Regions from separate parts of the Homo sapiens genome. Here region 2 is linked to region 1. The links are chromatin loops, found by intact Hi-C in ENCODE. Cell type or tissue: heart left ventricle. All regions are shown on one strand. Links, peaks and the distances in the headings refer to the core of each region. The heading gives the core; the rest is flanking DNA.

Region 1 (16,249 bases), core at 5,190-13,189:
AGGCAGGAACAGTTCTGCCTGTGGAAGGAGATAACCTTCCCCCTTACATAACCACCCAGAAGGGTGACTCCTGAGCTAGGTCCACTCACTTTCCATCACTCATTGAAAAGGAGAAGGAAATATCCCCCTGTCATCCAATTACAATAATCAGCTGGACAGAATCAAACCAAGTGACCAGTGGTTTTGGCATTGTTTCTATTTAGCTGTCAGCCAGGTACCCATGCACCTGTGAGAATCTGACCCTCCTGAAGGATGCTGCCAATATAATTCCCCACAGCCCGCTTCTTCTGCAGCCACCTGGGATCCCAGGCCTGGCTCCTCAGGTATGAACAGGCTGCACAGACAATGAATGGCTGGGCTGTAGGATCTCTTGCTCCTGCAGTAGGCACTCAGCAGTGGCCTTATTCTAGAGTTAGGGTGGAAAGTCATCTTTCTCTGCTGAGAGAGGCAGCTTGGGGGAAGGCAGGAGAGGAGAAGAAAGGACATTTCTAACTTGAAGTGCTGACTGAGCCAGGGTCTGTGGAGGTGAATGTGTCACCCTCTGGCTTAGCAAGTTGAACCTCGAGACATCTGCTTGGTGGTAATGGAACTCATCTATCCCAAACCTGCAACTCTGGCTTCTGGGCAGAGGTTGCCAAGTAGCAGCCACAGGCTAAATTTAGCCATGGATGCAGTTTGTTTGGCTCAAATGTTTTGCAAATTGTACATTAATAAAAAAGAAATCCAGGTTTCTAGCATTTCTGAAAAAGTCAGGTCAGGCAACCCTAGATCCACACTTCAACATGGCCGTACTTGACAGGGCTGAGTCACTACTGCCCTCTTTAGGCAGGACGTGCCTCCGTAGCTTGCCATAATCGTCACCACTCTCTACTACCCAGCCTTCTGTGCTCACTAATTTTGCCTGCTTGCCCCTAGGGCTTTTTGAGTTTGGGACCTCTGCTTTCACAAATGTTGAGGTTTGATCAAATTGATGCAGTTTATTTCTCAGTGATGGACTATTTGGAAAGGGAGGGACTGGCCTTTTCTCCTTCCCTGTGATTGAATTCCATTGATGTGTGCTTTGGAACAGCATGACCAAGGGGACTGCAGCCCCTCCCTGAGCACATTACTGGCAGTACTTTTGGACAGGCACCCAGAGAGACATAGCACCCAGATCATTGCTTCAGGTGTAAGAGTCATGCAGAGAAGTGACACGCTGCAGCTCTGAGTCAGTACGAGCCCTGGCACACCAGTGTGTTGGTACAAAATGTCATCACGCACCAGCAGCCAAGGGACTCTGAAACCCTGGGATCATATAGAGGCCTGCATACCCTCTCTGTCAGCAGTCCTCAACCATTTTGGTACCAGGGACCGGTTTCGTGGAAGACAATTTTTCCACGGACTAGAATTGGGGGGATGGTTTTGGGATGATTCAAGCACATTACATTTATTATGCATTTAATTTCTGTATTGTTACATTGTAATATATAATGAAATAATTCTACAACTCACTATAATTTAGAATTACTGGGAGCCCTGAGCTTGTTTTTCTGCCACTAGATGGTCCCATCTGGGGGTGATGGGAGACACTGACAGATCATCAGGCATTAGACTCTCATAAGGAGAAGGCGACCTAGATCCCATGCACGCACACAGTTCACACAGGATTCCAACTCCTATGAAAATCCAGTGCCACGGCTGATCTGACAGGAGGCAGAGCCCAGGCGGTAATGCGAGTGCTGGGGGGCCATTATAAATACAGATGAAGCTTTTGCTTGCTCACGGGCCACTCACCTCCTGCTGTGTGGCCTGATTTCTAACAGGCCATGGACTGGTACTGGCCTGTGGCCTGGAGGTTGGGAACCCCTGCTCTACGTAGTGTTCTACCAAGAGCATGGCTGTCCTTGGAGAACAGTGACAGCTGAGCATCATCATTCCATGAGTGTTGCTCCCTCACGGTATAGACATAACCAGAACGTCACAATAACTTACTCTACTTAGACTTGCCAAGGCCTCCGGGAACACTGCTCTAATATTCAGCACCTTTGTAACTTCAGGATAAAGCTGAATCTGCAGCTCTGTCACCTACTTTTTTTCTTTGAGACGGAGTCTTGCTTTGTCACCCAAGCCGGAGTGCGGTGGCGCGATGTCGGCTCACTGCAACCTCCACCTCCAGGGTTTAAGCAATTCTGTGCCTCAGCCTCCCAAGTAGCTGGGATTACAGGTGCCCGCCACCAGGCCTGGCTAACTTTTTTATTTTTAGTAGAGACGGGGTTTCACTGTCTTGGCCAGGCTGGTCTTGAACTCCTGACCTCGTGATCCACCTGCCTCGGCCTCCCCAAGTGCTGGGATAAACAGACGTGAGCCACTGCGCCTGGCCAAGTACCCTTATCCATAGGACACTGTCACATCCTAGCACCGTCCTGGAGCTTGTGTGATGTTTTTATATCTGTTTTAACAGTTAACACCCACGGCCGTTCTACATACAGTGTTAATGCTACAATTAATGCTCTCTGGCTCTGTAAATACTAGACTAATCTGTCTGCCTCATCCCATACCAGCAGGTGAGCCTCAGATGATTCTTGTTTTCCATAGCTACAGACCCCAAAGATCAGAGTAAATATAACTCCATATACACATATGAAAAAAAGTGATTGTTTTTCCTCTGCCAGTTGCCAACAGAAGTCAAATTCTAGAAAACTAACATTAACAACAGGCACGTTTTGACTTGTCATGTCTCATTTCAAAGACACCAATGAGCATCACCCGATCTGCTGCAGAGGCACAAAGACCCTGTGTCTCCTAGCTGAACGCAGCCCGGGCTGGGGCGGAGGGCAGCAGCTGCTCAGCCATCAACAGCCCTGCCACATGCCTGGGCAGGGCCCGGAAATGAGCTCAGCCTCTGGAGGAGCCTGGGGAATGGAAGGAAGGAATGTGGCAGCTTCCATCCTTGCCTTACGGGGCCTTCAGGCCAATGTCTCTTTCCCTCAAGGTGTCAGGGAACCGCTTTCTTGTGTTGTGTGCTGCAGGAAGAAGGTGGTGGCTGCAGACACCTGAAGCTTGAGCTTCTGTGATTGTCTCCCTGTGGACTGATTGCTGTAGGGCCTGCGGAAAGTTGCTGGACACTGCCAGCGGAACCGAGGCTGACTCAGACTGCCCGGAGTATCCCTCCTCAACTGCCATCAGCCGTCGGGCATCTGGGATCATCTCACTCAGGGGTTGCAAATTATGGCCCGTGAGCCAATTTCTCCCTGCAGTCTGGTTTTATAAATAGTTTTATTGGATTATAGCCACACCTATTCATTTATGTAATTGTTTATGGCTGCTTTTGTGCTATAACAACAGAGTTGAGACTGTCTGGCCCCTGAAGCTGAAAGTATTTACTATTTAGTCCCTAAAAGAAAAAGTTTCCTGACTCTTTATCTAACTTAAAGTTACAGCCAAAGAGGCTTCTGGGCGTCTTCTCAAATAAGAGGGGCCTGAGAAGTTCAGCCGTTGGGGACTTTTCCTCCTAGGCCCCAAGCACTTGAGCAACTTGACTTCAGGGAGATTCACCTGAGACCAAATGGTTCCAATAAATATCTATGATCTCTATGGAGGATCTACTATGTTCCAAGCACCACTTGTGTGTGCAGGATACAGTTGCTCATAAGGCAGACTGAGTCTCTGCTCTCCTGGGGCTCACAGCTTGGCAGGAAGGATCAATAGCAATTAATGAATAATTTAAGATGGAGACAACTGTGATGAGGGAAGAAAGCCCAGCTGTGTGAGGTCATGCCGTTCTAAATATTTTGCCTAGGTGTTCTTTGTCTTTCTCCTCCACTAGACTATAAGCTCTGTTGTGGTCCACATTGTGGCTTGATTTGTTCATTTCTATACTCCCAGGGCTTAGAACAGTGCCTGGCACATAGTACTCAGCAAACATGAATGAACAAATGAATGAATGAATATAAGAAAGACATCAGAGGCAGATGAAGGATCTGGGCGGCTTCCCTGACAACCTGATGCTTCAGCCCAAATCTGGAGGAGCAGTAGGGCTTACAGACAAAGACACAGTAGAGGGTGTGGGTGGGGAAAGGCATTCCAGGAAGAAGGCACAGTCTGGGTGAAGCCTCTATTCAGGGGAAACACCACACAGCCAAGGCAGTGATGTGAAGTGTGGCTGGGAGGTGCCAGAGCCAATGGGGCCATGTCAGCCACTGCAAGAATATTGGTGTTTTTCTCAGAGCAAGTGGCAGCCATTGAGGGTACTGAGGGAAAGGTACAGAGTGATGTGATCAGATTTGCATTCTGGCTACAAGTAGCAAATGGGTTGGAGCTGGGTAAGAATGGAAAGGAAAGGCCAGTCTAGGGCTGAGATCATGGGAAGCTGGATTCAGGAACGACGGTGCAGAGATGGGGCAGGTGATTGAAGTAGACTGATATGGTTTGGGTCTCTGTCCCCACCCAAATCTCATGTCATATTGTAATCCCTAATGTTGGAGGTGAAGCCCAGTGGGAGGTGATTAGATCAGAGGGCGGATTTCTCCTTGCTTTAATCGTGATAGTGAGTTCTCACAAGACATGGTTATGTGAAAGTGTATAGCACTTCCCCCTTTGCGCCCCCTCTCTCTCCTGCTTGCTGTGTGAAGACGTGCCTCCTTCGCCTTCCCCTTCTGCCACGATTGTAAGTTTCCTGAGGCCTTTGCAGCCATACTTCCTCTACAGCATGCAGAAGCAAGCCAATTAGACCTCCTGTCTTTATAAATTACCCAGTCCCAGGCAGTTCTTTATAGCAATGCAAGAATGGACTAAATCCTATTCAGATAATCCAAGAGACATTTAGGTGGATAACTTGACAGGCTTTGATGGTGGCTGGGTATGGAGATGGCAGGGCCAGAGAGAGGTGAAGGAGGCCTGCTTGAGTTCTGACTCTTCCAATTGGCAGGAAGAGTCAAACAAGGAGACCAGGTGTTTGACATTGTAAACAGGGTCGGTCTGAGGGCTTCTCTATGTGGGAGTGTAATTCAGGCTGCAGAACGTTCCTGGGAGAGGCACCTAAGGCCTGCATTACAGTATTGCCAGCAGATCCAGTCCATGCCTGCATCTAGGATGGGCACCGTGGGGGCCTGGAAATGCCCTTGAATAAAGTGACCGACGTGCAGCCTGTACAATTAACCAATCTCTGAGACTTTTCATGCACAAGATATTTGAGAGAAACATTGCCAAGCCCTTTAATCGTTTCTTGAACATTCAATCAGCAGCACTGGAAATATGTCTTACATGAAGCAAATAATGATCTTCTACCCTCAGCAATCGCTTTGCCAATGCTAACAAGCCTCTGCTTCAGCATGTTGGGTGTAGCCTTGGTGACTTCTGTTTGTGGTGTAGTAGGAGAATATTCAACTGGGTGCCAGGCAGTGGTATATTGGTAAATGTTTAACAACTGGGCCACTCTAAAGAAACACCCAAACCAGAAAGCAAAACCCAAACCAAGACACAACCAAGTAATTTGTAGCTCTTGCCAATTTCTGTGATGTAAATACTCCCGTCATGGGCAATTTGAATCTGCCAACCTGAGAGTTTCCTAAAAACTTAACAAGGGGCTCTTGCTACCTGATACTAACTGGCTCCAGCACACCATGGACCTGGATCCTGTTTCTAGCTCACCCCCTCACTCGTGGTATGACCTTCAGCAAGCAGCTTGAATGTTTTCATCTGTAAAATGGACCAGGTTACTTGGAGGTTCAAGTGAGTAAAAAGATGTTAGAATGCAGGGAAGTCCAATTTGCTGCAAAGATGCATGCAGATTATCTAAATCATTATCACTTACAAGGAAACAGGACCTTTGGCCAGGATCCTACAGCTGTCTAATTGGGCCCTGTAAAAATACTTTGATTCAGCCACTGAATGAAGTTTGATGTGTGAGAAACAGAGGGTGTACCTCTGCTTCCTGCAGTTCTGCATGTTTTTGCAGTAAGAAAGATTATTGCGTTCTGTGGCAGTATTGATTCCGAACGTGTCTATCTTGTTTTTCTGCTTTCCCTTCTTTTCTTCCTTTTCTCAACAAAGATATTTAGTGAGTGCTGTATGCCAGGCACTCACCTAGGTACTTTATCCTCAGAAGCTGAGGTCTGTACAGTTACTGTGCCTTTTTTTTTTTTTTTTTTTTGAGACGGAGTCTGGCTCTGTCACCCAGGCTGGAGGGCAGTGGCGCGATCTCGGCTCACTGCAAGCTCCGCCTCCCGGGTTCACGCCGTTCTCCTGCCTCAGCCTCCTGAGTAGCTGGGGCTACAGGCGCCCGCCACAGCGCCCGGCTAATTTTTTTTTTTTTGTATTTTTAGTAGAGACGGGTTTTCACCGTGTTAGCCAGGATGGTCTCGATCTCCTGACCTCGTGATCCGCCAGCCTCAGCCTCCCAAAGTGCTGGGATTATAGGCGTGAGCCACAGCGCCCGGCCTATCGTGCCCTTTCAACAGATGAAGAAACTGGTGAGTTTAAGGAACTGACCCAAGATCACAGAATAATAAGTGGTGAGCTGGGATTTGCACCTGGGTCTGTGCGTGGGCGAGTCCACCTGGGGCCCGTGTCTTCACTCAGCGAGTATTTATTGAGCATTTAGGGAATTCAGAGGTAAACGAGATGAACTGAATCCCTGTCTCATGGAGCTTACAGTTTTGTGGGAACAGCAGATAAAAACAAGTAAGTACTTGAAATAATTACAAATGTGGTAATTGTTACAATAGGAAGCAGTAGAGGCTGAAATCCATTGAAGGGAGAAGAGGCTGCTGTGCCTTCCTTTGCTCCTTTGCTTCCTTTCATCTGCCTTGCCTCCCTCTTTCTGCTGTCTTTCTTTCTTTCTTCCCTTAAATGTTACCTACCAACTATGAAGAACGCTGCAAACCTGGGAACCCAGAGGTGAACACGACAGTCCAGGCCTTCACTAGGAAATGTGCTGGAGCAGAATTAGAGCCTGGGGCTGGCCTGGACCCAGAGCTGCTGGTGCCTTGGACTGCTTAGGGACTGCTGAGCAGACCTCCTAGCCCTTTAGAAGTGAGCTTGAATCCCTGCCCAGCCATTTACACACTGTGTTGCCTCAGATAATTGACTTCATTTCCCTCCTTTTCTGTTTTCCCCTGTATTAAAACAACTGAAAAGGAATATCTATGCTTGCCCTGCAGGATTTTTGTGAGAATTAAATAAGTGTATGTTAATGATGTCATCCTATGCTTAAGAAATGTTGGTTGTATTACTTTTCACCCTATGCTCCAAGGAATTTTATGGTCTGAAGGTGTCATGGGGTCTTGGCTTTCAGGATGTGACTCACTTAAGGGGGGAAATGACTGTGCATGTCATAATGCGTGGACATTAAAAAAAATAAAGTTTGCTCCCCAGGGAGGATTTGCCAATTCCCATATTAGTAGGTCCCCCAAGATTGTTCCCCTCGGGATTCATGCCTCATAAAATCATTTGATCTGGTGGGATCTCATCTTCTTAATGTGTCTGCCCATCATCTGTTCCTGGGAGGCTTTATTAGGGCAGTGTGTGCGTGTGTGCGTTTGTGTGCATGCACGCACCAGTGCCATGAGTACTTGTTTAAAGTACCTCCATGTAACCACAATTCACTGTAGTTGCTATGCACTAGTTACCCATGTTATCTGGAATCCTTCCTGCAACCCTTAGAGGCGACTCTTATTCCCAATTTTATATACGATGAGAAGAAGTTTTGAGTGGTGGAGTCATTTGCTCAAGGCCACACAGTCACTGAGAACTGGGACCAGGGTTTGGACCCATGCGTCTTTATTCCTGTGCATATTTATTTTCCTCTATGTTGCACTAGTATATAAAAGTTGCCTTTCCCACTCCCCTCATTATATAAAAATTCTTTCCTTTGTCTATTTTGTTCTCTACCTCCCTTAAAGTCAAGATAGCTGCCTGGGATGACTACTTTTTTGAGTTCCTAGTCTCTCAAAGTGGGTCTGGGCCCTGGACTTCCTGTCTGGGCTACTGATTGCAACCTTCAGAACAGGGTCAGCCCGGGGTCATTTGTGTTCTTTGTCTCCATGTCCTTGCTTTTGACCAGGGCCAAACAACCCACCTGCACTGCATGGTTCCCCCAGCAAGAACATCCCAGTGAGAATGGCCCACAGATGCCTGGGCGTGACCCACCTGCAGCTTCAACCATGCAGGTAAATTTGCCTGCTGCTGTGTCGTGTGGCTGGATGGAATTCTTCCCTAGGGATGCTAAGAAACCCTGTTGCCTAAGTCAGTGCTTCCTGCAAGCTACTCTTTGTAATTCTTTCCCCAAACAAAAAGAAAACAAGAAATATACAGTCTGTAGCTATATAGAGACACCTGGATCTATATTGTGTGGCAATTGGATTGAATGTAACTTGAAGTTTATTTTTGTCTTACCAGACTAGTGTTTTTTCCTGTTAATTTAAGTGCTTTAGTGAGGGTTGCCATTGATTGAGCAAACATGTGTTGAGTGCTTATTATGTACCCAGCTCCATTTTCCGTACTAGCCACAGAGCAGCGAGAGCATGGCCTTTGCCCTCCAATCCTGTTCTGGTGGACAGACACTCTCTCCCTTGACAGGGTCCTCACCACTGTGTGCACCGTCCCGCCACCTGGTGGCCGTGCCTATCTGTGCATTCCCTATTTGGTTAACTCATTCACTTAACAAATATTTACTGGGGGAAGACAATATCTCAAGCACAATTCTCAGCATTGAGGGAGGCAGCAGTGATTAAGAAAGACAAGATTGCCTGCCCCCGTGGAGTTTGTGTTCTGATAGCAGAGAAAGACAGGAAACAAGAAAAATAAATAAATATGGTAGTTTTGCGTAGTGATAGTGCTATAGAAAAACGTTCAAATGGGGTAGAGTGATAGACAGTGTTGTTCTGAGCTTGTCCACCACACCCTCTTGGGACAGAGGATTCTTTGTTCTGATGGAATGGCCTTTCTATAGCATAGAGATGAAATGTGCTACCGTTTGTGAAAGGAAGTTAGTAATACATACATGGCATTTTTGTCTTCACTGATAAAGTGTTGTTGGTCAACTTTTGTCAACTCTCTACTTTTTGTTTGTGTTGAAATTTTACTGTTGGGAATTTACGAATATGGCAACTAATGATTTAAACCAGGGGTAGGTATCCTTTTTCTGTAATGAGCCATCTAGTAAATAGCTGGTTTCTCTTGAAACTGTTCAATTCTATCCGTGTAGCATTAAAGCAGCCACAGCCGATATGTAAATGAATGGGCAGGGTAATAAAATGTTATTTACAAACACAAGCAGAGCTAGATTGGTCCTTCAGGCTGCCATTTGCCAACCACTAATCTAAACCAGTAGCTGCCTTACCAGTTGGTCAAACTTGTTTAAGACAGGGATAGGGCAGAGGCCAGCGAGGGGAACCAGGCATTCTCTTTGGCCTCAGTTGCCATGAAAATCATGGTACTTCTTTAGGGTCACATATCACTAGATTATTTGCATTAACTTTTATCAAGGTAAAGATGCTAATAGTCAACTATGGAACATAATTCTCAGAGTAGATCTAACATAGGAATAATTTAGCTTTGTAATATTTATCTGGACTACAATTTTTAAGGCACTTTTGCTACCCAAAAGTATCTTGGGGTTAAACACGCTCTTGGATTGAATTCCTCTAAATAAATAGAGACACAGAATTGGGTTCAGGGGGTTAAGTTGGTAAATGATCTCAAGGTCCATAAGTGAGCGAGTGGGGAGAGTGAGACCAAGAAGAAGGAAAGCCAGCAAGCCAACAGTGAATGTGTCATTGAGGTGGTCACAGTCATGGGAAACTGGCTTCTTGCTGCTGGGTCTCTACAAAAGCACTGTGTAAAGCTCATTTCCGAATGGTCCCTCCACAGAATAGGTGGCTGAGGGTGTATTCACTCGCCCTTATCTTCTGCTGGTCAGGGGTGACCCCTGCCGTCATTAACTTCTCTGTGCTTCCCTGCTGAGCCTTTGCTGTCATGGGGAGCAGTCATGACTTTGGAAGCATCATAGCAGAAAAAATGGAAAGGTATGGCAAGTTGTTGGACTGTCAGGATATGCCCTGGGTAGGGTATGAATATATGTGATTTCTCTTGCCACCATTACATGTTACTGGAAACTTCCTCAGTAGAGCTAATGGTAACAGAAAGAATTATGGTAGTGGTAATTTTTAAAACCTTCTGAATTTGGTTAAGCACCCTCCTGCAGATATTCTCTTTCCCACTAGATGGTACCAGTATGCCAAAGCCCTAGAATGCTACCTTAGGGCCTCGTCTTTGACATGTGATATATTCTCATTACTTTTCAACAATGAATGAATAAGCCAGTTGAGGTCAAAGGAATCAACTATGGATGTTTTAGGGACAGGAGATGGGAGAAAAGTGGAGGCTGTCTAAACAGTTACCCTCATTCACGCATTCAGTCATTTATCAACAAATATTACTCAGCACTGACTGAGTGCTCAACACTTTTCTAGGCACTGGGAATACAGAAATGAGTAAGACAGGCCAAGTCCCTGCTCTGGTGAGCTTATGTACTGGCTGGGAGAGAGACAATAAAAAAATGAACAGGTAGGTATGTGATGTCTGCAGGAGGGTGATGAGTGCCATGAAGAATGAGAAAGCAGGCGAGGGGGTAGATAGCGACAGGCAGAGGTCATGGCGCTTGCCTTCGCTGTTGGCTGTAGGGTGAGAGATTATTTTCATCTGCTTCCCAAACCCAGTTCTTCCATTCACCAACTCCTTATGACACCCCTATGCGGTTTATTTTTGAAATGAAACTAACAGCTCATGGAGGGCAAAAAAAAAAAAAAAAAAAAAGTGGTGCTTGGCAAATGTGTGTTCACTAGTCGGGGCCCACTGCAGCCTAACACCTAACTCATTGGACTGCTTGTTGGCTGATTTAATTTGTCTGGAATATTTCTGAATTACTATTGTTGTTGACACACAATAGAGTTGCATTTAACTCAGAGGTTAGACTATAAGGTCAGGGTTTTAGGCAAACACAGTTGTCATTAGCCTTGAACTCTTTTAAGTTGCCCATTAAAGTACAGTAGGCGTGGTTTAGTCTATGCATCCCCGTATTGTAATCAATAGGGAACAATGTATAATGCACGCAGTAATGTACAGGGCATAATAAAGAATATATGCAAGATATAATTTTATAGCATTTAATTGCAGTATTTACATTGTTCTTTTTCTCTCTCTCTTTGGTGGGAGAGCTGGCTTTCCATTAGTTAAATGTGCATATGATGAGACTTGACTATATTCATTTAAGCCACATTCCTAATCATACAATCTCCACCAGACTGTGCATTACGTAAGGCAAGACCTGTTTTCTCTGTTGTGTTCTGTTTATCTTTGGATTCCCACTACCAGTCAGATGCTTTGGGGTGGGGGAATTGAGGAATAATAATAGTAGAAGTGGCAGTAATAGTAGCTGATATCAGTGTGGTGCTGATTTTGAACCAGGCCTGGTGTGAGTGCTTCAGATGCATTAATCAGCACATGTAATCCTCATAGTGACTCTATAAAATATCTTCTATGGTTTTAATCCCATTTCATAGGTGGGGAAACTTCAGGAGAACTTAGTAAAAGAACCTAATAAAGCTTTAGGACTCTAGGGCTGAGATTCAAACTCAAGACAATTCCAGACACACAAGACCACATGTTGTATGATTCTATGAAATGGAACAAACTGTCCAGAAAAGTCAAATCCAGAGACAGAAAGCAGATTAGAAGATGTCTAGGGCTGGGGGCAGGAGGAAATGGGGAGTTACTGCTAATGGGTATAGAATTGCTTTGGGGAAGATGTAAATGCTCTGGAGCTAGATAGTGGTGGTGATTACATTAGCTCTCTGTAAATAAACCCCAAACCTGGGAATCATATATCTTAACCGGCTAAGCTTTATAGTATGTTACACATGTCTAAATAAAACTGGTATTGAATAGGAAAACAAGCAAACCTTGGGCAGGTCAGCCTCAGGGCTCCTGTTTGTTCATGAGCACACACCACCTGTCTTACAGTTGTTCACCACCTGCTGGTGATACTCTACTTGCTTTACTTATATTAACACTGCGACTCCTCAAAAGATCCCCATTGTCCACCCTACTGAGATCAGAAAGCGGAAGCAGAACGATGTTGAGAAACTTGGGGCTGGCAAGTGGTAGTTTCAGGATTAAGACCCAGGCTGTTTGGGTCTAATTCCTTCTGGCTACACTGGTTCTTACATGTGTTTCATTCATTAAAAGCAACCTGTGTTATTTGGAACTGCAGGTCACCTTGGCCTATTGGAAATAAAGCAAGGGTTCTTCACGTTTGTTTTGCTGATTTGTAAAGTGAATTAAGAACCATCTTTTGCCTCACTGGTTATTATTCTCATAGTAGCCTACCCTGGTGTAGAGTTCTGGCTGCAAAGCTCTCAGAGACTGAAGAAAAGGAGATGGTTTAGTGTTACTGACTTTTTTTAAGACAGGGTCTTTCTCTGTTGCCCAGGCTGGATTGCAGTGGTGCAATCATAGCTAACTGCAGCCTTGACCACCTGAGCTCAAGCAACCCTCTTGCCTCAGTTCTGGAAATAGCTAAGTGGGACTACAGGTGTGGACCACCAGGCCCAGTTAATTAAAAAAAAAAAAAACTTTAAGACAAGGTCTTGTTATGTTGCCCATGCTGGTCTCGAACTCCTGGCTTCAAGTGATCCTCCAGGAGTAGCTGGCATTACAGGCTTGGCTGACTTTTAAAAGTAGTAAGTGGTTTAGGATGGGGGGTGGTATGGAGGTCGGGTGGGGAGAAAGAGGAGAGAAATCTAATTGATATGCTAATTGTCATTGTACTCAAGTTGATAGCAGATTGCTGAAGGATTTAGGATTTACCCAAATTAACATGAATGTTTGGCACCCTTTGGCTGGTGCGGCTGAAGAATTCAATAGCCTAGTAATGAGAAGTCAATCTAAGGTCTAAGGCTGGGAAAGGAGCTCCCACTTCTTACATTCAGTGCTCATCACTCTGCAAATCAAGGCCCCCCGAACTCCTCCCACCCCTGCCTTCTGCGTCTCCCTCTGTGCTCTCCATCACCCCCCTACGGAGTTCCTTTGATTCTCAGGTCCCTTAACCATGGAACGTACTCCTGTCTGCCCTCACTCGTGGGTTGATGATTTCTATCCTTTGTCATGTTGAAAATGCTGAGTGACAAAGCCATTAGCCATGCACAGTGAAACAAGGAAAGCAGCCTAGAGCTGGTCCCCAGACCAGGCCCAGTGCACGAGTTTGGGTGCTGGAAGGGGAGGCTTTATGGAGGCAAAGCTGAGGGGCTGTACGTGTCTTCATAGGTCTCCAGTCTGTAAAAGCAACCACGCTTTGGGCTGGGGCAGAAGTCAGGACTTGAACTGGCTCTGGCTGGGACCCAGGCTCCCAGGTAGCCAGCTCCCAGGTGACAGGAGTCCGCTGGGCTCCCTCTGATTCTTAAAGCCTTTCCAGGTAGCAACAGGAGATCACGCAAAGCCACGTAAGTGTCTGATTCAGTCCTCCCTGGTCAGTTTTCCAGCATAGCGTTTTGCAAAATGTGTTCTGAAGAGATACTGGTTCCATGGGAGGTTAATATGGGTTCTGGGGAAAAAAAATTAGGGGAATCAAAAAATTACTTGTATAAACTAATATTTTGGAAAACTCTGGAGTTAGAGAAGTGGACCAGATTGGGTTTTGTTTTTTCACAAATGAAAGTCTCTGAGATTGTAGTGTGTTTCAGTTTCAGAGGGCTCTTCCCAAACCCCTGAGGTTAAGGAAACTCTTGTACACAGTGGGTCTCGGGCACTAACTCACAGATCACACTTCTGAAAACAAGCTCCTAGGATGCCATATCTCAGAGTACGGGCTTCGACGGGGCCCTTCACCCAGCTCCAGGACCAACTGGGAGCCTGTTAGGACTGCAAATCCTGTCCTCTGGACCTAGAGAATGAAAGCCTCTGGGGGCAGGCTCAGAAATCTGTGTTTCCAGATTCCACTGGGTTTTCAACTCCATCCAGAATAATTCTTCTGGTGTCACTGTGAATATTTGCTGATCCTTCTGACGTCTATCCGTGGTGCTTGTTTCTGAAGTGTAGTCTAAACCGTTGGCTCTCAACTGTTGGGGTGAGGGGGGTTGTGACCCTCGGGACAGTTTGCAATATCTACAGACATGCTTGTTTTTCACAACCTGGGGAGGGGAGTGGGCATCTAGTGGGCAGAGCTCAGGGATGCTGTTCAACATCCTACAATGAACAGCACAGCTCCCACCACAAAAGGTTATCCTGACCCAAATACAGTAGTGCTGAGGTGGAAAACTCTGATCCAAATGCATAGCTTCATACTCACCCAGCACACACAGGGATTTTTATCCTTATCTTATCCTGTTATTACTAGGAGGCTGGAATCTGAAGCTGGGGCTGTGAAAAGATACCTCACAGCAAGCCGCTATTCATGTATAATTTTTCAAAAGGTAAAACCAAGACTCTTGGGTAAATACGCACTTCAACTCATTAATTTATGAAGAAACCAGTAAGATGCCATGGTTATTCCAAAGGGCATTTAAGAAGCTAAGGTATTCGTAAGGAATTTAGCAAAGAAATGTGAAGACGAGATTGCTGAGTTAGATAAAAAGTGGTTAATGTTCATCATGCCTAAACTTTTGGGGGTTATCTGTTCTATTAGATAAAAAGTATTTGCATCTCTACTGGACAAAAGTTGACCACTTAAGTGGTGACTTCACAAAGTCTGGGATCTTCAAGAGCAAACAATGAGATGAACTAAGAGCATGCTCCTAAACAACTTCAGGTTGTCCCTGACTGATAACCAAAGGATGTGCCATCAACCATTTGGGCCTTGTTTGCAAGCTTTGAATAATTTTTCTGGTGCTTTAAACACATTATTGTTAGTATTTTGAGACGGAGTCTCGCTCTTTCACCCAGGCTGAAGTGCAGTGGCGTGATCTCGGCTCACTGCAACCTCCATCTCCAGAGTTCAAGCGATTCTCGTGCCTCAGCCTCCCAAGTAGCCAGGATTGCAGGTGCCTGCCATCAGGCCCAGCTAATTTTTTTTTGTATTTTTCATTGAGATGGGGTTTGACCATGTTGGCCAGGCTGATTTCAAACTCCTGACCTCAAGTGATCTGCTCGCCTCGACCTCCCAAAGTGCTAGGATTACAGACATGAGTCACCGCGCCTGGCCTAAGCACATGACTTTTAATTTACTGGTGCTGCATGGTCTGTGAAAAGTGGGTCAAAGAAATGGGAAGTGATGGGAGGAGAGGTCACAGGAGGCCAAGGTTGTAATATGGTTAGAAGCCATTTCTTACCTGTCTTCTATGAAGTGTGGGTTGTGAGCGATGCTTTCATTCAAACCTATGAGGTGCATCTTGTCATCATCCCCATCTACAGATGAGAAAACTGAGTCAGAGGAAGAGTTAGGTATGTCAGTAGCAGGCATGGGCAAAGGAAGGAGAAAGTAATGATCAAGATGATAGAGGGAGAATTGCAATTAAGCCAGAGAGAGGAAGGATGATGTTATAAGCTCGAGGGAAGCCTGAGTCCAGATCTGAAGCAGATATACTCACAGCACGTTCAGGGGGTAATGAAGAGGCTGTTATGGGTGACTATGAATGTGAAGGCAACGTGAGATTGGATCAGAGTTAGAAAGATGACAGTTGTTAATAGCATCAGTGTTATTTTAGCCAAAGGACTTTACTATTGCTGTAGTGCAGTGCCTCGCAGTACACCATGACAGTTAAGAGCCCAGGCCTCGAGGGAAGGTTACAGTTTGAAGCCCAGCTCTGCCACTGTAGGGCTGTGTGACCATGGGCAAGTTGCTTAACCTCTGTGCCTCAGTTACCAGATCTATGAAATGTCGGCAGTGAAACCTAGCTGATATGACTGGGATGGGGATTCCAGAGAACCTTGTAAACACTTGGTCCAGCAAATAATATGGCCTCAGAAAATAGAAGCTGGATGTGTTTACGTACATGAGGAAATGGACAGATAGGACTTAACAGACCATGGTTGTGAGTGACTTGGCTGTAAGTGTCACAGTCTCAGTTTGAGTTTCCTCAAAAGCGGATGCTGTGAGGAGGATTTGAGTGCAATAAATTCTCTTGGGAGGTGGTCCAAGGGGAAGTGTAGAGGAGTGGGAAAGTGAGGCAAGGAAGGAAAAGGAAACAGACGAGGGGTCTGTTACTCAGGCAGGTACTGCTCTGGGTGTCTGGAGCTTAACTCCCCTGGGAACCTTTGAGAATCAGTGTGGAATACC
Region 2 (16,249 bases), core at 2,990-10,989, 350 kb after region 1:
CACAAAATGGCTACTCAGGAAATGTTTATGGAGAGGACATGTGAATCAGTGAGGAGCGGCTGTAGCACTGGTCACCTTGCCGTTTTCCCAGAAGTAGCCTCCATTGCTCCCTCCTCTGTGGTCTTCAATATTCTCATGATTCAACTTCCCTGTCTTCTTTGGTTCTTCCAGTTACTGCTGTATCCCTTAAACTCGCCCAAAAGGAAGGATTGTGTTGCATTAATTAGCTGTCTTTCTATCTACTGGGCAGAGATCTTATGATATGCTGCCTCATTGGCATGAATCAGCCAATTTTTGTTTTGTTTTGTTTTGTTTGTTTGTTTGTTTGTTTTTGAGACTTTGAGATGGAGTCTTGATCTGTCTCCCAGGCTGGAATACAGTGTCACGATCCTGGCTCATTGCAACCTCCTCCTTCTAGGTTCAAGCAATTCTCCTGCCTCAGCCTCCTCTGTAGCTGGTATTACAGGCCCCTAAAACCACGCTCAGCTAATTTTTGGATTCTTAGTAGAGACTGAGTTTCACTATGTTGACCAGGCTGGTCTCAAACTCCTGACCTCAGGTGATCTGCCCGCTTTGGCCTCCCAAAGTGGTAGGATTACAGGCATGAGCCACTGTGCCAGGCCATGAATCAGCCAGTTTTAAAAGGCTTCTTTTTAAGTTGCTGGTCACTGGTTGAATCGCAAAGAGTGTAAGGACCATGCAAGGAATTCCCTATGGCTGCATTCTTCAGCAAGGGTCTGTGGGTTTTGCTATTGCTTAGAGACTCAAGGATTTTGTGTTGGGTTGCCCCATCTCTTGCTTTGTGATTCTGCCTCTTGGGATTTGGAAAGGTAACCTGGATCTAGCACAGAGAGGTCTTTCTCCCTTTGAAGTGTTCATCATGATCTGATGAGTCAACAGTGCCTCGTCTCATTGTTTGCTACACTAGCTGGCTGGAACACTACCCTCCCAGCAGAGCACTCCCTGCCAGAGCATGATACTGCCACTGCCAATTGAAGCACGGCTATGTTTTTACATCTTGTAGCAATAACCCTCCTTCCTCAATCATTGAAGACTGATCAGCTGGGCCAAAACCAAAGCAATATAACCCAGGGTCGTGTGTGTACATGCATATGTGGTGTGTGTATGTGCACATATGCATGTAGTGTATATGTATGCACATGTATGTAAGAGCACGCACACACGTGTTCTTTTTAATATAAAGAAATGCCTTTAGAGAATGAAATGCACTGGGGGCATCCAAGGTGAGGAGACTTGAGGGAATGTTTTTTGTTTTTTTTCTTGGCAAATCAGTGAAAGATGGGCAGATAAGTATGGTGAACCCCTAGTGTGAAGTAGAGAAATTGGAGGCTGGAGTTATAGAGGCAGATGTTGAAGAACGTGGAAGCTTCTAGAAGAGCTGAAAACGTCCATAGACTGAGTAATCGGCCAGGCACAGTGGCTCACACATGTAATCCCAGCAGTTTGGGAGGCTGAGGCGGGCAGATCACCTGAGGTCAGGAGTTCGAGACCTGCCTGGCCAACATGGTGAAACCCCGTCTCTACAAAAATACAAAAATTAGCTGGGCATGTTGGTGGGTGCCTGTAATCCCAGCTACTCTGGAGGCCCGAGACAGGAGAATTGCTTGAACCCGGCTGGCGGAGGTTGCAGTGAGCCAAGATCGCACCACTGCACTCCAGCCTGGGAGACAGAGTGAAACTCCAACTCAAAAAAAAAAAAAAAAATGCGAGTAATGAAGGGCAGATTCAGGACCGGGACTGGATGCTCACTCAGTAGGTTGCTGTGTCCCGCAAGGTAGGAGGTGTTCTGTGGGTGAAAGGCAAAGACAGAGAGGACATCAGGTCAGAACATTCCAAGTGAGACTCTACGTTCCTTGAAGACTCCATTGTCTCATTTCTTTTTATATCTCCAGTGCCAAAGACCTAAGTGAGCCCTCTGGATATTAGATAAATAAATTAACTTATTAAAGGATGAAAGAGTGAACTACTAAGTTAATTTGAAATTGAAATATAGGGTAAGGCCTGCACTTACACAGAGAAAATGAACTTTCAAAAATGTACAAAGCAGACAAAGGGGAGACGGAGAGAGAGAATGAAGACTGAATGGGTATCCAACTGATACCTGGAACATGGCAGTGTGAGTAGCTGAAAAAGGAAAAGACCTCAAGGAATGGGGCTGTCTGTGGGGCCTATATTTATGTTGACATCACTCACAAGTACAAGTCTGCATCCCTGGGTGTCCTCAGACAAGCATATAGTTTGCATATCGTATTACCTTTTGTGTTAGTAATCACTGATTTTGAATCTTAGCTGACTGTGGAGGTGCTGTTCTGCCTTTGACATGGCAGTGTGAGCTGGAGAGGGATGGGGAGATGAAGAAGCCACATGTCCCAGGAATATCAGGATCCTATAAACTTATTCTGGGTAAGGCAGTGGCAAGGGTGACCAGCAAAGTGGTGCCTGAAGGCTGGGAATCCAGTCATGTCAATTTTCTTGTTTGTTTCTCTCTGGCACCTTCTCTAGGCCCAGAGCCTAGATGAGGCTGTGTGGACCAGTGATACAATGGAGACTTTAATTTTCTCGATTAGTGCAGAGGATGAAGAAATCTCAGCAGTCATGCTGTATTCAAGGTGCAGGGTATTGCCTGCTTCTGTTCTCAATGCTGGCTCTCGTAGCTTAACCCACCTATACAGAAGTGACTTGTTTTCATCCCCGTCCTGGCCAGTGACTCTTTAACCAGGCAATGTGATTTACGTTTAGATGTTAGTTTAATCCCTTTGTTTCTTAATGAAGCTGCCCTTGTTAAAATCCCTGGGACCTAATCATAGAAATTCTCTCTAGCCCCACGTCTCCGTTCAACAACTGCTTAGCAAATTTCTCATCAGTCCCATTTTTTTTTTTACCAGCTCCCCTCAATAGCCATTTCTTGTCTCCAAGGTTTTTTGAAGCCCAGAGGCTTTTCTTGTCAGGCAATTCTCTTATTTCAGCCCTGCAGTGAACTATCCATATACTGTATCACATCATGATTTTTTTTTTCTCTGCAACCTCTCCCTTCCCCTTGAAACAACTTACCTTTATCTGTGTTCCAACCCCAATCTGTTGCGTCTAGAAGTCAGAGAGCCAACTGCCAATCATTCTAGAATTCAGCATTTTCAAAGTTCATCTTTGAAATGGATAGCCTCTTGTTCTGCAGAAAAGCAAGGATCCTAGAAAAAACATGCAAACTGCATTTCAAGGAGGATGGCATCATCTTTTTGTTTCTCTTGGAATGACTCAGGAGTGAGGAAACAGGAATACATTACTGTGGTTCCCACTCATCTTGGCCTACCAATCTCTCCCATCTTTCTAGGTACAGCCCATCTTGTGATGGGCTGGGACCTGGGCCCCTCCTGGACTTACGTTCAGGATTTCAAATAACTTGGATGGCAGTCTAGCCAAGGAAGCCAAAAGCTTCCATCTCTTCCTTGTCGTTTGTGTGGGTTTTTTGGTTTGGGTTTTTTTTTTTTTTTTAGAGACAGAGTCTCACTTTATCATCCAGGCTGGAGTGCAGTGGCACAATCACGGCTCACTGCCGCCTTGAACTCCTGGGCTCAAGTGATTCTCCCACCTCAGCCTCCTGAGTAGCTAGAATTACAGGTGCATGCCACCAGGACCAGCTATTTATTTATTTATTGTAGAGGTGGGGTCTTGCTATGTTGCCTAGGCTGATTTTGAACTCCTGGTCTGAAGTGATCCATCTTGGCCTCCAAAGTACTGGGATTACAGGTGTGAGCCACTGTGCCCCACAGTATATCTTTTTAAAATGAAGACTTTCTTATCAGATTTCAGCACCAAGGCTCATACATATGTTGACTCAAGAATTAAAGGGCTTTAGTTTCATGTGCTGGCACTAATCAATGGCTCTGGTTTGAGAACAATTTTGAAACCATACTCGTCTCATTGGAAAAGAGGGCAGTAGTGGTGCCTACCAGAGATAGGGCATGAGGAAGCAGTAGTAGCATCCCTGCCATGCACCTGCCATCCTTGATTTGATAAAGTCCAGAAGCACATCTGATCACACCATCTTGCACAATGGCCTTCTCCCAAGCAACAGTGACAACTTAGATGGCCTGGAAAACTATTTCAAACTAATAGCAACATGTCTACCAAGAGTGCATTATTAATGACACATTCAACTGAAAAATTGATCACACGCTCTTAGGTATTACATGGGTCACATTTGCAATAATTTTGGTTTTTACTGCTGAAAGGCAAATTTAAGGTAAAAATCAAATACTTTAAAAGTATATATCTTAATATGCCTTCCTCTTAACATTCATCTAGTAAGGGGGGAGATGTAGAATTTTGATATAAATTGGCCAGCCTTATGTTGATTTATCTTTAACACAGATTTCAACTCCTTCACTTCAGTTGCCATGAACTGCAAGGCCCTTGTTCAGTCTGGCTTTTCATCTCTTTCCTGCCCAAGTCCAATTTAGCTCTTATAAAACAACCAGACTACTGCAATCCCTCATCTCACGGCAACCTCCAGGACATAATATATAAAACTTACCCTTGACATGTGGGTGGGTCAAATAAGTGATCAAAGGGCAAGTCATGATCTGAAAGCATGGTAATCTCAAGCAACCGCTGATGTGAACATTGCGTGTGGCACAGTGAAACTCAAAGGACTCCTGATTTTGGCAATAAAAACGATTGTGTCTATAAACTGAGAGAATTATAGAAGTTTGAGCACAGCTGATCTTAGCCTTGAACATAGTTGAGGAAGAGGGAAGGAGAAATTTAAAACTTTAATTCTGCCAATTTAACAAAACCGCTTCACATCATTATCTAGGATGAGAGTGATATAAAGAAATTTACCAGAACTTTTTCCATTAATCAAAAAGAAGGTAGTGAATGAGATGGAGGATCAATCATGTCAAAAATTTCAGAAAGGGATGAGGAAATAATTTCTAGCAAATTATATAATAAAAGTATGTTTCCACTGAAAGGAGCATTGAGGAAGAAGAAGAGTATTTCGTAGAAGTGAAACGGCACTGATTAACCTCATTAAGGACATGACTTCCTCATACTTTAATAGGAAGTGGTAAACTTCAGAATGAGACCAGCACTATGTTGAAGTATGTCCTAGTCCAGCCTCTGTTGTGAGCTAGCTGGGAAAGCATGGCCTTATCTGTTTCAGTATCCTTATTTGTGAAATGAAGAGCTTGGCCTGAAATCAGCAGCTCTCAAATTTTCGTGGGCATCAGAATCACCAAGGATGTTTGTAAATGTTTTTAAAAGTCAATTTTCAAGACTCCATTAAATGGAGATTTTGATATATACAATCAGAGTTAAATATGTGTATATATAAAAAATATCTTTAAGCTAGAGTCTCTTATCAGTGAGACTTTGGGCTCTACGTGCAGAGAGACTGGTTTACAACCAGTCAAGGGGCAGGGTGGGGATAGAATTCAGAACTTTAGAGATAATCTAACATTCTCAGAGACTAGAATTCTGCAGTGTTCTGGAACAATACCCCAAGGTCAAAAAGCTTTAACTAAATGTTTGTATGATCAATAAATTGGTCTGATTTAAAATTAGCCTATAAAGACATTTTTTAAAAGCAAATGCTTAACTTCAATACTACATGACAAGAGGGTGATATACAAAAAAAAGTTACTATGTGGTTCTTGGCATCAAGCAGATTAAAGTCTACTTTGAAATAAAGACCATAATAAGTAGTTGACCCCATAAAAATTAAGCAATAATGGGAAGAAGTTCAGAGGAACAGAAAATCAATTCATGCTGAGATGATAATCAAATTATTGGTAAAAATGAAGATGCTGGTTAGGCATGTCCTTGGCTAGAGAAGGGCTCAGGCTTGCAGGTTTAATGACCTTTAGCTGAGACCACCCCACGTGTCCATCTGCCTCAGGATACTCTAAGTCTCGTGGCTGAAGCAAAGTCTTCCTTAAACAGGGCTTCCATTGGGCCATGCCAGCTATTTTGTTTGTTTGTTTCCTCAAGACTTACCAGGCCCTATCTTCTGATTCCACCTTTGATCTTAGGTAGGTTAATTCAGTTAATATATTACTAATAACTGTCTACACTCTTTCTGCCCTCGATATCTGTTTCCTTCTGCTAACATTTTATGACTATTCTTTGTGGGTTAATTTCACATTTTATCTCCCAAAGGCAGCCCAAGTTCCCTCCTTTCCAGATGTCTTGGGCTCTCCCACCGTAGAGCATTGGTGCTGCCTATACTGTTGTTCTTGATTTCAGAGAACGTTCTACATCATACAGATGCTTACGCTTATTAAACTACTGATTTAAGTTGTTGCAGGTTTTGAGTTACCACTGGCTTTTGACTCAGTTGAAAAAAAACAAAGAATGGTCCAGGGTGAGAGAGGTGTGTAAATTGACTCCGTGAGGACTCTAGGAACTGATCTTTGACTTCCTCGCCAGCCTCTTTGCCAAGCCCAAATTCATCATCATTGTGAAGTAGCATTGGGCCATGTTTAAGAAGTTTTCTATAAGAATTTATTTTGGATTAATAGCAAATAATTGCAGCTGAGTCAGCATTAAAGACATGTTATATCAGACTGTGTCTGCTAGTTCAGAGGATGCTGCTTCTCGGATGGGACTTAGCTGAACACGTGTTACACCTCTGGGGAAGTGTCTACAGCATTGTACCAAAAAACACAGAAAACAGGCCACTGAAACAAACACCAGCAGACATAGCATTGGCAGGATCTAACAAGCAGGTTTTCCTGAAACGTCATTTTGACAGGGTTATAGTCAGGTGGAATCTCTTAACTGCAGTGGTCACCTGGTGCTTCGTTCTTTGGTGCACAGAGAGGGGGCTGCAGAGGATTAACATGGAAGAAGCAAGCACTCCCCCTCCGTTGTTACCCCTCCCTGCAAGATCCTGAAGCCCTGATTCTTTCCCCATCATTATATCCCTTTTCAGGAACGGAAATGTCTTCTGCAGAGCCAGCCCATTCCCTCTGGTGCTGGTCTCAGGGGAAGTACAGCATCTGGCTCCCACCCTCCATCTAATTACCCATCTGTTTGTGGGGAGGGAAGGGATGTTCTATTCCCCTTCTCTTCCCAAACATTTTAATGTGCTGATGCATGAAGACGACAGCAGCTGCACCTCAGAACCCATCCTTTGTGCATCACACTCACTGGCTTAGCTTTTCTGTTCAGTTCTTGGATGGGCCTCTTTATAGCTAGAGACCCACGTCTCTAACTCCTCCTCATCCTGACTTAGTACAACCCTGGCCCTTGCATTAGACTGCTCCAGATTCCATGTTGCTCTCTGATTCAGCATCATCAAGCCTCAGCGGGGTGCCTGAGACCCCCTACCTTTAGGGAGGGGCAGGGATTTCCCTGCTCTGCTCTTGGCCTAGGGCTTCTATCAGCTCCAGCAAAGAGACCATGGAGAGCGTAGCCTTTCATCGTAATCTCCCAACCTTTACTCAGCTAATGGCCCCTTTGGTTATTTCTCTCTCACTCTGGAAGCCATGTTTAGAAAGAGCTGATATACTGAACAAATTGCACTTAATAAATATTCACTTATTTTCCCTCTTTTTAAAAATTAATCAAGTTCTTTGTAAGGAAGAAAAACGTATTAGTCTTTGACAAATGAAACTACCAATCTCCATTGATACCTACGTTGATAGTATTCAAGCCCCAAACAAACACTTCTTAGCTGGCTCAGATGATCTGGTTAAGGGGAACTTTGTCAGTTTAGTTCAGCTTTGTGAAATACTGAAGGATTTCAGACCACTATTAATACCTGAGTAAAGTGGTTAAGAGAATAACTTTGGACATAGAGACAGATGGGTTTCATTTGGCCACATACTAGCTACATGACCTCGGGCAAGTTTCTGAACTTGATGCGGCTCCATTTCTTCATGGGTAAAATTGGGGTAATTATACTATTGATCCTGTAGGATTATCCTGAAGATAGAATGCATAATGTTTACAAAGCACTTGGTACAAAGAGGCATAAAGCAAGAAGTGAGTAAATGTTAACTGCTGCTATCTTTATTCCCGTCATTTTAATCATCACTATCAATTATCATCACAACCCAAGTGGCTCAGGGATGGAGAGACCCCAACTAGGACCCTCTCTCCATTCTAGGGGAAACATTTATTCAACTCAACTGTGGCCAGAACTCATAGTGAATCTCGCTATAGTCATCCTCCGTTTTGCAACAGCAGATTTTGCTGGGCTCGTGGTCACTCAGCTAAAGACTACTTTCTCCAGCCACCTTGCATCTAGGTATGACCATGGAACTGGGTGATGGCCACTAAGACATGAGTGAGCGTGATGTTAGCACATTAATCCATGCCTTTGAAAGGCAAGAAGTCTATTTTCCCTTCCTGTTTTTCCCTTCTTCAGCTGAAACGCAAACGTGGTGGTGAATCATCTTGAATTAAGCTGAAAAGGGTAACATGGAAGAGATGGCATGGCAACAGGATGCATCCCCAATACCATCAAGCCACCATTCCAATTCTGGACTGCCAACCTAGACTCTTAAATAAGGGAGAAAAAAAGTCCTTTTTGCTTTAAACTACTGAATCTGATATCACCTATTATAACACCATGGTGTATCGTAAAAACACACCAAACAACTATTTTCAAAATAGATGTGATACTTCTCCCCAGTTATACAACTTCTGGAAGCAGGAAGCCACTGCATTCCCCCACCCAGCTTGTCATGGTTTACTTCTGATTGGATATAACTAGATGATAACAGGGATCACGCTGCATCCATTGAGGAGAAAGATGATTCAACCCTCTCGCGGGCTGCTGGGGAATCGATATCGTTTAATTATGAGAAAGTAAACTGTGTTTACATTTTACACAGTGGCAAGAGGAAGGTCAAATCACAATCCTCATACCCTTTATCAAAACCATGCATCGCTGTTTGTCAAGTGAGATTCAAAATGGGATGAACTTGGAGAGTTGCCATCTTCCTGTTTTCTCCCTTGTTTGTTCATATGGCTGTGCTTTACAAGATTAAAAGGCTTACCGGGCAAAAGCATAGCAGAAGGAAGTAAAACCTTCGGGCAGATGAAATAATTCTTCCATTTTAGGAAAAAAAGGCAATTAGTTATTTGAGGTTTTCTGGGTGGGGCAGTGAGTAGAAGGTCATTATGTTCCTTTCCTGTTGTATATCGAAAATCAGTTGAGAAGTAATGAAAATGGTAAGAAAAAGAAAAAAAAAGAGTAAACCCTCTTCCTCTCCCAGTGGCCTCTACCCCATGACTCATCAGCTTCCTGAACTGGAACAACACTGAGCTTTATGACTACAGAAATGTCAGCTCTGAGCACAGTGCATACTTCTTTGTGTGAAGATCTTAGGCGGTTGTGCAAAAGCCAGCCCAGGACCCAGCATGGTCCTGCTTTATCTCTCTGCCGGGCTAGTCTCCATGTTCATTAGAAATGTGTGATTTCTTGACAAGCACTCTTTGGATTTGCTGCAGAGTCAGGTGATACATTGAAATCAGCAAAAACATTAATGATAGCAACAACAAAAACGACCTTGTTTAAGTTTTACGCCTTATAAGGGGGCAATGTTAGCCTTGTAATAAAAATGAGGTAACTGCAACTTGGAAATATTAGGAAATTTATTTAGGATATCTTAGAAAATCATAATGAGAGTGATGATGATGATGATGGTAGTGATGATGATTATGGTAATGATAACTATAGTGATGGTGATGACGATGGTGATGGTGGGGGTAATGGTGATGGTGATGGTGGTGATGATGATAGTGATGGTGATGGTGGTGATAGTAATGATTACGGTGGTGGTGATGATGATTCTAGTGATGGTGATGCTGATGGCGGTGATGGTGATGTTGATTATTATGGTAATGATAATTACGATGGTGTTGTTGATGATGGTGGTGGTGGTGGTAATGATGATGGTGATGGTGGTGATGATGATGATAGTGATGGTGATGGTGATGATGGTGATGGTGGTGATGATGATGATGATGATAGTGATGGTGATGGTGGTGATGGTAATGACGGTGGTGATGATGGTGATGGTAGTGGTGGTGATGCTGATGGTGGTGATGGTGGTGATGATGGTGATGATGGTGATGATAGTGATGGTGATGATGGTGGTGATGTTGATGGTAGTGATGATGATAATGATGGTAATGGGTGGTAAAGATGATAATGCCTTACTCTAGGCTAGATATTGTGCTAAATATTTCACTGACAAGCAAATGTGTAAACTCACAGTGCTCAGTATTGTGATTGACCCTAATACGTTTTCACTAATTGTTGGCTTCAGGGCTAGGACTAGAGTGAGGTGAATGAGGTACTCTCTTTGGGTCCAAATTTAAAGGGATACGAAAAATCTCAGTAATTAAAGTAAATAATATTTAATGCAATATTTTATAAAAATAAAAATTAGTGCAAAAATCCATGGTAAACAAAATGTCAACATTTTAAATAAAGGTTCTGTACATGCACAATATATTCTATTTACCTTCCCCTAATCCCACCCAGTTGTCTCAGCTAATGGCAATCTTATTTTATACTTGATGAAACAAGCCTGAGCCCAGGTTGTTCTTATCCCTGTTCTATAGGTGAAAATACTGGGCACAAGAGATTTTTCCACAATCACATAGCTAATATATGGAAAAGCTGGGATTTGAGCTCAGCTATATCTAACATAGAAGTTCAGCAGTCTATCTGGCTTCTAAGGTAAGTTTCTGTCACAACATTAAATATTCAGTATCATTTTCTGGGCTATTTTTAAATGGTAGGGAGTCAAAGAGATTAACTACCAGTTGCAGCTCTTATCAGGCCAACAATATCAGCTAAGGTGAATCTGATACTAGTAGAACTCTAAGAATGTGCATTTATTAAGTCACTCATATAAATAATATATTTAACCTACTTAGAAACTCTGTATAGAAGATATCAGTGTTGTATTTCATAAATAGAGAAAGAGAATCTCAGAGTTGAGCACTCACAGTCATGGTCAATTCATGGCAGAGTTGGTGACCAGCTCAAATTTTCTAGGTTGACATAATCCTGTCCTTTCTATGGCTTCAAAGCCATCCACGTTTGTCTCTTGATCCTGGAACTTTTTATATTTCGTCATACAGACCTTCCTAAGATCCTCACTTTGCTTGTATCATTTTCCCTAGAATAACTATTTTCTAAAACGCATTAATGCATTGATTTTAATAACATCTTGTGTCTTATGTAATTTTAAAAATCAGCATATATTGACTGAAGACATTTTGACAAAAGAGAAAGAAAGAACATAGCAAAAAAGCATTTCCAACTTTCATAAATAAGCAAGAGTATCACTTTCGTGAAGTTCTTTTCTATTTTGTTTTGTCCTGTTTTTTTATAGTGACATGTAACTTTTTCTTTTTCTGGACAGCCTGTCCTCTTGGTGATAATAAAGCATGATGATAAAACAAATGAGATCTCACTACTAGACTTTTCTGTCCAGGAAATACTCTTGACTTCATCTGTCCTCACCTCTGCTTGGACCTTGTTTCATCCAATACCTCATGCCACTCTCAGCTTTCCAATTTAGATCCTTCTCTTGGGTCATTCTCCTCTGCTATGAATTAGCAGACATTGATCTTGTCCTCTGACAAGTAGTTATCAGCAGTTATTCATAAATGGATTTAGTATGTTCCATATCCTTAGAATAACATATACATATAAGCAAAAATTAAATATAATCTTAGGGGTTTCACAGGCTCCCCTAAATCTCATTCATGTACGCCTTAAGCCTGACTTAAGAAACGCTGCCATGTAATTTCCCCTTGATCCTTTTTTTTTTTTTTTTTGCAGATACTGCCCCTTCTCATTTTTAACTTTCACCAACACTTTTCTTGTTAAAGAAGCTTTCATTCTCTGCCGCTGTAATTTTCCTTACGCACATGAATATTTATCTTAATCAAGTTTCTCCTCCCAAGAACATCCCTTCAGACACCAAAACGCGTATTCTTCCACGTTCCATCAGCAGAAACTTTCCTTCATTTGATACTTGAAGTCCATCGCTCTGGTGAAAGCATCCCTCTTCTTGTTTTTCATTATGTTACATTCTTTGGACTTGTCCTCTTATCTATGTACCTTGTAACTTCCATTTAGCCCTCTTTTCTCTTTCAACTTCCTTATTGTAGATACTCCTTAATGTTACTAGCATTTAAGTTGTTTTTTTCCCCCCTCCTTTGTCAGTCCCAAAGCTCCTATGGCTCAACTGTTGGTGCACATAACCTTAGGGAGGTGATTTGAAGAAATTTTACCGAAATGTTGTATGACAAACTCCCAATAACAGGATTTAAGAGAATACCACTTGTTCTTACCCCTTCAGTTCTCTTAACAGGGAAGAAATATCATAACCACATAACACATGTTTATATATATAGATATGCCCTTACATCAAAATAAATTCTTGATGATACCAAGATACGTGTTCAAGGCAACCATAAAACACTGGAAAAAAATCAATCAGAGGTGAATTTTTTCTTATCTTATGGTCAGGCAGAGTTTAAGCATGACACCAAAAGTTAAAATAAGCTGAAAATTGATATCATTGGCTACATAAAATTTTAATGCTTCTGTACAATAAAAACTGTATAAGTATTAAACAAATGACATGTTTAAAAACACAGTTTGCACTATATATTCCGAAGGGCAAGGACCCCTCTCCAGCAGCTGTCGTCCAGCACATATTTAACGTTTCCATATATCTCTGTCCTCATCAATAAGATGAGGCTAATGACGCTGCCTCTGCGGTCCTTCTAAGAAGCAGATGGGATAAAAGAGTGTGCACCAGTAGCTCTAAACCCGGGACAATTTCACCCCCTGAGGGCATTTGGCAGTGTCTAATGACATTTTTGGTGGTCATGCTGGGGGATGCTGCTGGCATCTTGTGGGTAGAATTCAGAGATGCTGTTAAACATCTTGCAATGCTTAAGACATCCATGCAGAACAACAACAACAAAAAAATATCCTGCCCAAAATGTCAATAGTGCTGTGGCTGAAAAACCCTGGTCTATACAGGGTGGAGGATGTTGCGGAGCGTTTGGTACCTGGTAAGTGCTCAGTAAATGTCAGTCATTTTTACATCTTATTGGGCAATTCTATGTAAATGCCTTGTCCCTAGGAATATCCACAGGTTTAGCTTATTTTTTTTTTTTTTTTTTTTTTTTTTTTTTTTTTTTTTTTTGAGACAGAGTTTTTCCTCTTGTTGCCCAGACTGTAGTGCAAAGCTGCGATCTCGGCTCGCTGCAACCTCCACCTCCCAGGTTCAAGCAATTGTCTTGCCTCAGCCTCGCGAGTAGCTGGGATTACAGGCGCCCGCCACCACGCCCAGCTAATTTTTTGTATTTGTCGTAGAGACACGGTTTCACCATGTTGGCCAGGTTGGTCTCACTACTGACCTCAGGTGATCCACTCACCTTGGGCTCCCAAAGTGCTAGGATTACAGGTGTGAGCCACCTCACCCGACCCCAAGGTTGTCTCTTTTTTCTTTTCTCTTTTTTTTTTTTTTTTGTTTTGTTTTGTTTTTTGAGAGGGAGTCTCGTTCTGTTGCCCAGGCTAGAGTGCAGTGGCGCAACTGCAAGCTCCGCCTCCTGGGTTCACGCCATTCTCCTGCCTCAGCTTCCCAGGTAGCTGGGATTACAGGTACCCGCCACCATGCCCGGCTAATTTTTTGTATTTTTAGTAGAGACAGGGTTTCACCGTGTTAGCCAAGATGATCTCAATCTCCTGCCCGCATGATCCGCCCGCCTCGGCCTCCCAAGGTTCTGGGATTACCGGCGTGAGCCACCGCGCCTGGCCATTTATCTGTTAAGGACAGAACATGACTTGAGGGACAGCTTACTCATTCTATGCCTATTTGCTTTTCTCTCTTTCCTCAGCGCTTTTCACTCTCAGCTACCCCTTCCAAACCTCAGCTGATTTTACTACCATTCAGATGTATCACTTGTCTCCTGAAAAACACATAGAGCTTCCTTTGTGAATTCTTACTGCTCTACTTACCTGCTTTTAATCTGTTTATGTGAGAATGTTGTCAAGATCTTCTAGTAGATCGTAAGTCCCTTGAAGAAAAAGATGACTTTATATTTATTCCAAAAAACCCCTGTGGTGACCACACAGCATAGAAATCTGCACAGAGCAGGCAAGTAACTTACGTTTGCTTCGCAATTCCATCTTCTTAAGTCGTTCTTGCAATTGAGAATGCATTTCTAGCCTTCTATTGGAGCTGCTTAGCACAAGTAGTGTTGCATTGGTGTGAATTCCTCCAACCCATTTAAATGAGTTTATTGTGCATTCAAGTGAGGGTTATTCAGCATGTTCAAGCAAATAGTGACCAATAATGATAATGGATATTTTTTCATCTCTTCCTGCTCCAATGGGCCAGTATTCAAAATGCCATTGCTCACATGAAAACAGAGCTGCCAGACCGTGTCCAGGGCCTCAGCCAGGGAGCTGCCACTTTCATTTTAATTTAAGAAAAAGAGAAATTGACTGGGAGGTATTTATGTAAATCAGTAGAGTTCTAAGGAGTTATCTGGCAGCCATGTTAATGGATGTGCCACTCTGAGAAGCGAATCTCGCATTTTGCTTCTCTTGTCAGAAGGGGTTCTGTGTGACCATTTACACCTACGGATGATTGGCTGTGACCCAGAGGACATTTGATGTAAAGGATATTTTGTGCATGTCAATGAGTCCTGTCCAGGTGGTGGGATACAGGCTCGAGACACATGTTGGAGAAGATCACTTTTGACTGCTGGGGAGCTATGGGAAGCCCTTCCAAATGGGCAGAATGTGCAATTACTATCTCAGTAAATTTGTCTCAGGAGAGCTGTACACCTCAGGAACATCATATCATAGAAAAGGGAAGACAAAAAAGGAGCTCACCTTAAAAGTTCCAACCACATTCCAGGGACTGTTTGTATTTGACTCATTCATTTATTCAACAAATGTGAACTGAGCACTTCAACGTGCCATACTGTCTTCTAGGCACTGAAGATACAACAGTGGATATGATGGGTTGAATGTCGGCCCCAAAAAGATATGTCCACATCCTAATCCCTAGAACCTGTGATTGTGACCTTCTTTGGAAAAAGGGTCTTTGAAGATGTAGTTAAGAATCTGATAATGAGAGGAGCCTGGATTATCTGGGTGAGCCCTAAATCCATTGACATGTGTGCTTTTAAGAGACACACAGAGGAACAACACTGCAGGAGGAGGAGAAGGCCATATGAATACGGAGGCAACTCTTGGAGTGATGTGGCCTCAAGCCAAGAAACACCTGGAGCCACAGGAAGCTGAAAAAGGCAAGGGGTGGAATCTCCTCTAGAACCTATGGAGGAAGTGTGGTCCCATCAACATCTTGATTTTGCAGCTTCCAGAACTGCTAGAGAAAAATTTCTGTTGTTTTAAGCCACAAAGCTTATAGTTTGTTATAGCAGCCACAGGAAATTAATACAATAGGCTAAACAGACAAAAATCCCTGCCATTGTGATGTGTTCATTCTCGCTTGGTGCAGACAGGCAATAAACAAATAAAATGTATTCAATGTTGGGTTGTGATCAATGTAACACAGTAACGAAGCAGAATAAGCGGGGAAGAGGTTTGCTTGTGAGTGGCATGATCATCAGGAAAGATGCTACTGAGAAGGGGCGTTCAGAGACTGGGAGGAGGTGAGGGAATGTGCCGTGTAGGTATGTGGAGGAAAAGCTGTCTAGACAGAAGGGAATGAAACTGCAAAGGCCGTGACACTGGAGTGTGCCTAGTGTATTGGAGGAGATATAAGGCAGCAAAGGCTGACAAGACCAGATTATTTAGGGCTTTTACTTCAATTTACCCATTGACTTAACACTTATCTATTGAGCATGTACCAAATATATTGTTTTACGACATTCTTGCAAAAGCCTGGAGAGGTAGGTAACAAAATTCCCACTTTAAAGAGGAAAACACTGAATACTGGTCCAGCATGACTCAGCTCATATGTGGTGGTACTAGAATAGGAATCTTAATTTGATGCCAACCCCAGTGTCCTTTCCCCAACACTGGAATGACTTATGTAAATATTTATCTCATTTGTAATTTGTCTGTGTGTTCAGTCCCATATGACAGTCTTGATAAGCCCAGCTGGCCTCTGAGGCCAATGCAAATATATTTTGAGCTGAGAATTGCTCTTGGGCGGTGAGAGGACTGTAGTTTGGAAAAGGTCAAGGGCTGTGGATTGCCATCTCT

The links. A loop is a pair of places that touch in the nucleus more often than their neighbours do. Peaks named below come from ENCODE experiments on the same cell type or tissue, not always from the same donor. Only the 100,000 strongest peaks of a DNase experiment are listed, where the experiment ranks them.
Region 2: it touches region 1 in a loop (2.5-fold over the local background); 6 of 110 quality-filtered maps call a loop at or near these places.

What each region holds. Positions count from the first base shown.
Region 1 is chr16:82,631,319-82,647,567 of GRCh38, forward strand. All of the region lies in intron 1 of CDH13 (cadherin 13), which reads left to right. Among named protein-coding and RNA genes, the nearest start is that of CDH13, 12 kb to the left of the region's middle. RefSeq lists enhancers at 12,613-13,221, 13,222-13,829. In heart left ventricle, for the core only: CTCF peaks have their summits at 8,599 (motif pointing left) and 10,187 (motif pointing right); DNase peaks (open chromatin) are centred at 6,952 and 8,573; H3K27ac peaks cover 367 bases.
Region 2 is chr16:82,987,054-83,003,302 of GRCh38, forward strand. All of the region lies in intron 2 of CDH13 (cadherin 13), which reads left to right. It overlaps LOC101928417 (a long non-coding RNA gene), which reads right to left and starts at 3,245. Exons shown (of 3, transcript NR_110937.1): 1 at 3,073-3,245. In heart left ventricle, for the core only: no CTCF peak of the experiment used is centred there; no DNase peak of the experiment used is centred there; H3K27ac peaks cover 825 bases.